2 separate regions of the Mus musculus genome follow, and region 1 is linked to region 2. The links are chromatin contacts, found by Hi-C or POLR2A ChIA-PET in ENCODE. All regions are on one chromosome and are shown on one strand. Each heading gives the region's core, a stretch centred on a gene start or an enhancer-like site at or near the end of the contact. The rest is flanking DNA. Distances are from core to core; before and after follow the strand shown. Region 1 holds the start of Dtd2 (D-tyrosyl-tRNA deacylase 2). Region 2 holds the start of Ap4s1 (adaptor-related protein complex AP-4, sigma 1).

What was found. Hi-C counts contacts between places; a loop is a spot of excess contacts on that map. ChIA-PET counts read pairs that join two places held with the same protein, here RNA polymerase II (POLR2A).
Region 1: a map of regulatory T cell shows a loop between it and region 2 (2.5-fold over the local background). The contact joins the promoter of Dtd2 here to the promoter of Ap4s1 in region 2. A Hi-C loop is called at or near these places in 2 of 37 maps with a recorded cell type or tissue (T-helper 1 cell and regulatory T cell). POLR2A ChIA-PET finds 5 or more read pairs at or near these places in 3 of 5 experiments (Patski and embryonic stem cell).

What each region holds. Positions count from the first base shown.
Region 1 is chr12:52,004,324-52,007,871 of GRCm38, forward strand. Dtd2 (D-tyrosyl-tRNA deacylase 2) reads right to left here and starts at 2,184. Exons shown (of 3, transcript NM_029545.3): 1 at 2,052-2,184; 2 at 556-625. The coding sequence starts at 2,162.
Region 2 is chr12:51,689,645-51,692,696 of GRCm38, forward strand. Ap4s1 (adaptor-related protein complex AP-4, sigma 1) reads left to right here and starts at 1,322. Exons shown (of 6, transcript NM_021710.4): 1 at 1,322-1,670. Strn3 (striatin, calmodulin binding protein 3) reads right to left here and starts at 2,270. Exons shown (of 18, transcript NM_052973.2): 1 at 1,778-2,270. The coding sequence starts at 2,059.

The DNA.
Region 1 (3,548 bases), core at 934-3,433, 320 kb after region 2:
TCCAAGGTAATCCAGAGGCTGTAGCATAAAGACTGCACACCCAATACCTTTTTGGGACACAGAAGGAATTGAAGGTCACTTGTGGTCAAGATTTTAAGATTTTTTTGTTTAAATTAAAAAACTTATTAGTTTACAAAGATGATTACAGCATCTATTTTCATTCAACATGTTTTTGTTTGGAGTTTAGTTGCTAAAAAGAGCTTAGGATACAGTGCAGTGGTGGAGCACTTTCCCATCATGCTCTAGGCCCTGGCTTCAATGCATAGCACTATAGCGCTACAGCAAAACAAAGAGGAAAAAGTAACAATAAATTATGCTTCTTGGCTGAGGTTGTAGGTCAGTGTAGAGCACTTGCTTAACATGTACAAGGTCAACCCCAAGCCCTTAAAAACAAAACAAAATCCCACCGAGACCAACGCAGTGTGGTTTTGGATATTTTGGTTCCGTTGCTCATGAGCAGTTCTTTCTTTGCTCCTTTACTTGTTCCACATCATAATGAGTTTCAGCATCCCACTCTCATGCCCCGCTCGCTGGGAGAGGGGAGAAAACACATACCCATTTTGGGGAGAAGGTCTGTGTCAGCTCCCTTGAAGAAACACACATAGATCACCAATCCTCTCCGAATCTGTGAGAAATGACCACAGGAATCTCAGGTTAGGAAGGAGTCTACAGAGACACAGCTCAGTGGGAAGCGCTCCACAGTGTCTACAAGCACTTGGGTTAAAAGCTAAGGAAATAAGGAGAGTCTTGAATTCTAAATAAATTATGAGAAACAAAATAATCCTTGCCAAGTCTTAAGCACCATGCTTATTTACAGTCAAAAGGGGTGAAGATTACAAACCATGCCTGCATTTATTTCTACTGAGCCAGCAGTTTTCAGACAGCCTCCCCCAAATTCTGCCAGGCCCACAGAAAGTTACAGGCTGATTTATTCAACATCAAATGATCCTCCTTTTCCCACATGGGGCTGTTGAATAAGCAACAGTGTTAGTAGTGTCCTCTGATGTTACTTTGTATTTTCCCCTAAGTCATTTAAACAGAGTGGTATTTCTACATGGGGTCTTGTCTTATTTTTACAAATTCCAGGAACTGTTCAGTTGCTTTTTCTGTTACCGTGGTCAATGCCTGAAGAAAACCCAATGATTGGGCTTTGAAAATTACATTTATGATAAGTTCTGTAGGAAAAGGTTGGTTGTTATCAGGAATATACACCTTCTCATTTTACATAATGACTTGAATATTTGTTTACTAGTTCCTGTAAGACAGTCTACAAGAAAATAAACAAGTGATAAATGACTTCGTTGCTACCACTGAGGGAATCGATTGTATGTTAATTTCCTTGGCTCACTTGATTCAGAAGCCACCACAAAGATTAAATGAATTAATAACTGCAAACTGCTTAAAACAGCGCTGAGCTCACAGTAAATACAACCCAGGTGTTTATCAAATGCTACATAAAAATAAATGGGAAGGCAGACACACAGTTATATTTCATGCTTTAACTTCCAAAGCTTTATACATGTTTGAGACTCAATTTAACTGTTAGCGACATTACGTTCAGCTATATCTTTCTGGTTCTAATGGTTTTCTGTGTAAATATAGCTAGCTCTGCACTCATACTTGAATTACCTGGGAAAAGATTTTTGTTTAACTATGTGCACTTGTGTGTCTGTGTACAACGGCAGGTGTCTGTCCCGCCTAGAGGAGGCCATCAGATCCGACCGAGCTGGAGTTACAGGTGGTGGTGAGCAGCCCCGCATTGCGGGATAATGGAATCTAAGGATCTACTGGCGGTGAGATTCCCTGAAAATTCTGAGAAGCGAGATGGCTCACGCTGTTACCTCAACACTTAATATACTAAGGCAGAAAGATCATCCGCAGGCTGAGAGCTGCAGAGCGAACCAGTGGGGCACAGGCCACCACCAGACGCCAAGTCCAAAGAGACAGCTAGGCAGCCCACTAAAGTGGGCAGACGGAAAGGGACAAGCTCTTCATCTCACGAAAGATGACAGGAAGACCGGCACGGTTCCGCGGATAGGGCCGGGCGTTACCTCCACCCACTGCGCCGCGGCGTCTCCATCGGCCGGGCGCACTTGCAGGCGAGCGTGCAGGCACTGCTGCAGGAGCGCACGAGCCTGGGCCACACGACCACCGTCCGCCATGGCGCGGGTCCGCACTGCGCATGCTCGGGTAGGCGCCTCCCACTGCTCGTGGCCCCACCTAAGTGGGCGGGGCCTCCGCCTGGCTCTCCGGAGTCCCGGATGTGGAATTGACCAGCTTTGGAGCTTTGAAGCTTCAGTCTCTTGGAGGGTTTTTGTTTAGAGATCTCTGTCTCTCCTTCTCTCCCTCCTTCTTTAACCTAATCTCATCCTCGAATGCCTCGTTTTTAGTTTTGTTTTTGGAGGTAGGGTCTCATAGAGTCGGGGTTGGTCGCAATAACCACATAGCTGAGGCTGACCTTGAACTGAACTCCTTCTCCCAATTGCAGGAATTACATGTGTGCCCGCCCACAGCCCCACCCCACCCCATCCTGCTCTGCTACCTGCTTCATAGCTTTTGAAGAAATATTTTTCATTTCAGAAAGCTTAGGTTTCCAGGTATTGGAAAGAATGTAAGTCAGAGTTAAATCCATTCTATATTTATTATAAAGACATAACTAGAATGAGATCAATTGATCTCAAAGCAGGCAGAGAGGGAACTTAACCTGTGGGTGGGGGACAGATGCAACTATAGAAGGGAGCACCTAAGATGTGGGACCCCGATTTAGAGCATTTCTCCCTGGAAGGTAAAGCCCCTGGGACGTTCCCCAAGCTTGTTTTCCCTGATCTCTAAAAATACAGCCAGAAAGAAGCTCTTTGTTCACTATAGCCAGCAAAAAGCCTTTTTGTTTCTATACTTTACAACCAGAGATGCCTGCCTTCCTGTGCCGAGGACACGGGAGATAAAAATTCAGAAAGAACTCACTCCTCACTCCTGCCTTGTAAATTTCACCAAGGACACCTGGAAGAGAAGAACTCTCCTCCCAACTCCTTCCAACTCCTCCCAACTCTTCTCAACTCCTCCCAACTCTTCTCAACTCCTCCCAACTCTCCTCCCAACTCCTCCCAATTCCTCAGCTAGCTGTTAAAAGCCCCCTACTGTCACTGCTCAGGGTCAAACTCCCCTGCCCTGCATGGCAGAGGGACTTTGTCCTCAGCTAACTGATAATAAAACCTCTTGCAGTTTGCATCAGGTGTGGTTTTCTCTCGGGTCACTGGGGTGCTGGCCAGCTCATCCCGGGACTTGAGTGGCGGCCCAGCTTCGGTGTCTTACAAAGACTATTGGGAAACACAGAGATTTACATTTTATTTATAACAGTAGCAAAATTACAGTGATAAAGTAGCAATGAAAATCATTTTATAGCTGGGCAGTGGTGGCACACACCTTTGATCCCAGCACTCCAGAGGCAGAGGCAGGCGGATTTCTGAGTTCGAGACCAGTCTGGTCTACAGAGTGAGTTCCAGGACAGCCAGGGATATACAGAGAAACCCTGTCTCAACCCCCTCCCC
Region 2 (3,052 bases), core at 72-2,571:
TTACTGGCTTGCCAGGTGAGGTGGTACAAGACTTTATAATTCCAGCACTTCAAGAGGTAGCATGTGGACCTCTAAGAGGTCTAAACCAACCTGTTCTACATAGTGAGTTTTCAGATCACCCAAGACAACAGAGACCGTCTCAAAAGCAACCACAATACTAGATGGTGAGGGCACACACCTTTGATCCCAGCAGAGGCAGATGGATCTCTGAGTTGCAGGCCAGCCCGATCTACAGAATTACTTCCAGGACAGCCAGAGGTACACAGAGAAAAAAGCCAGTTTCAAAAACACAAAACAATAACAAAAGCCCATAACCAAAAAAGTTTACTGGTCCAATCAATTGCTTTGCAATGCTTTTGACAATGAAACAACCTTATTTCTAATTTTCTTTTACTTTTTTGTTTGTTTAAGATAGACTCTTATGTAACTGCAATTGTCCTGGAACTCTATATAAATCAGCCTGGCCTGAACTCATGGATATTAAACATCTCCCTCCTGAGCACTGAGATTAAAGACTTATGCCTCTACACCTGGGTATTTTTAATTTTTGAATAAAATTGTTTATAGTTTGTAAATAATCAGGTCAGAAATAAATTAATCAATGTAATTAAAAAGTTTACTATTCGACACCAAACTGAAGACTCATATTTATTTGAGGATACCTTTTCTACATTCATTAATCACGCTGTTGTTTCAACATTATTTCTCACCAAAGTTATTGTGTGTGTGTGTGTATAATAACGAACAATATTGCTTATGTCGAAATTTATAAGTCTGAAAAACAGGTGCAACGCTTAATTAGATACACGCTTTTTTTCTTCTAAGCTTAAATTAAACCCTGGAAAGGAACTTAAAACTAAACGCAGTCATCCTCCAGCTTGAATAATCCTTTCAAACAGATGCAGCAATTTTAAAAATTCAAGGCATGAACCCGCAACTGTCACCTTCCAAAAGTTAGGATAACCCAAGTCTGTCAGAGGATCACATTAAGTGGACATTTAACTCCGTTTTAGCTTGTACTAAGCGATAAGTACGGTCTACTTCAAATTAAGACCAATTCTTTCCGCAGACATTTCCTAAATACTGTACTGACAGCCCAGCTTTGCTTTGCATCAGTAAAAACATGAATATAGTAGGGAACTCTAGAGAAGCCGACTCAAGAGAGAAATATTCAGTTAAAGTGTTGATGAATCAGTAAGCGCTAAAGGAAATCCAAGTGAGTAGAGCGGCATCGCAGGTACTTAAAGGAGTTGAGGATGGGAAGGCAAACTTGTCCGGCCGGCCGCGAGCCATTGTGCGCGGCGGTAGCCCGAAGCGGCGTGGCTGTCAAGGGGCAAGTGCGTACCGAGGCGCGGGGGAGGGGGCAGGACGCCACATCGGAAGGGGGTGCAGGAGCCAGGAGGCAAAGACGCTCATCCCAGGCCCTCTCCGCGTGGCCTCACCCTCAAGGGGACCCACAAGCGCAAACTCAGTGCCTAGCGGGCCCACGCCAGACTCTCGCCCAGAGGCGCTGGGCCCAAACCCCGGAGGCCCAGGAGAGGTGGCTCCGGAGGAGCCCTGCGGACGCCATGCTAAAAGCCAAAATGGCTGCCCCAAGGATGCCCGCAGCGCGCCGCCCGTGAGGAGGGAGCCGGGCGCGCCGTCACCGCTCGCCGGCCGGAGCGGCTCAGGTAGGTCCCCTCCGCCCTTGAGGGCACGGGCCTCAGCCCCGGCCCCACCCCCGCGGCCCGTGGCCCCGGCCCCAGCTCGCAGTCGAGAGGGGTGACGGGTGACGTACCTGCAGCTCGGCCCGCTCCACCTCCCAGTGCGCCCGCTCCATCTCGAAGCGAGCCCACTCGTGCTGGATGTAGTGTAGGATCCCCGGGATCGTGTACTGTTGCGGCCGGGACAGCTCCGGGCCTGCCGGGGGCCCCGCCGCCTCGGCGGCCGGAGGACCCCCGCCGCCCGGCGCTCCGTTCGCTCCCGGCGGCAGGCTCAGGTTCCCCCCGGGTCCCTGCTGCGGCCGGGGAGGGGCTGCCATCCCCTGGCCGCCGCCGCCGCCTCCGGCCAGCTCGTCCATTGTGTGTGGGGCCCCGGCCGGGGCGCAGTGCCAGACGCCGACAGCTGCGGGGAGGGCCGGGACGGTGGCCCCGCGCCGACCGCAGGGCGGGGGGCCGGCCGGGAGACGGCCGGGGAGGGGGTCGTTGCCGTGTGCTTGCCGCGGATCAGAGCAGGGAGCTGCCGGCCGCCGCCATTACGGTACCTCCTCCATCTGCCCGTCTCACTCACTCACTTTGGGGGAGAGGGGGGCCGCGGCGGGAGGAGGAGGAGGGACGGAGGAGGAGGAGGAGGGACGGAGGGCCGCCGCTCGCGCACGGCACGCTGGGTAGAGAACGCCGCTGCAAGCCGCACTCCGGAGAGCCAAAAAGAGTCCGGCCTCACCCCACGCAGGCGCACTGAGGATGGACCGCTCTTCGGGAGGCGGGGAAAGGCCTGGGCCCCGCCCCAACTCGGGCGCCGGGCCCCAGCTTTTCTACGCCTGTGGAATCTGGATGCTGCCTTGACTTTGGGGAAGCGCGTGGGCGTCGGGCTTCCGGGTCGTTTTCCTCACGCACGTATCCTTAGGGGCAGCGTGGGTCTCAGCTGAGGGCCTGGGCTCTGGAGCTGCGTGCAAGGCGTCCTCCGTACTGCCCTGGAATTCCTGACGTTTCTCTAGAATTCCTGGCGTGTTTTGCTCAGTCCCAGAGGGTCGGGCCTCTTTTCTGCCTGTCACTCACTTGACCTCTGGTTTCGTGGCACCAGTCAGTCTGCAGGATTCTGGAGACGTCTACGTTTGGCAAATAGCCCAGATTCTTCCGGACTTTCTCACTGGCTCCTGGGCTTCGTCGCAACCTGCTTCTTTGGTCCCACTTCGGTGCTCCTGGCCGCCCGTTGTAACTTCTTAAGTCTTTATTATTCTGAGATTCTCTGTGTTTGAGCTATTGCTTTTTTTTTTTTTTTTTTTTTTTTTTTTTTTTTTTTCCTGAAGAAGTTGTGATATCTTGAATTCTTGAGAATAGTGGGTTGGATGGCA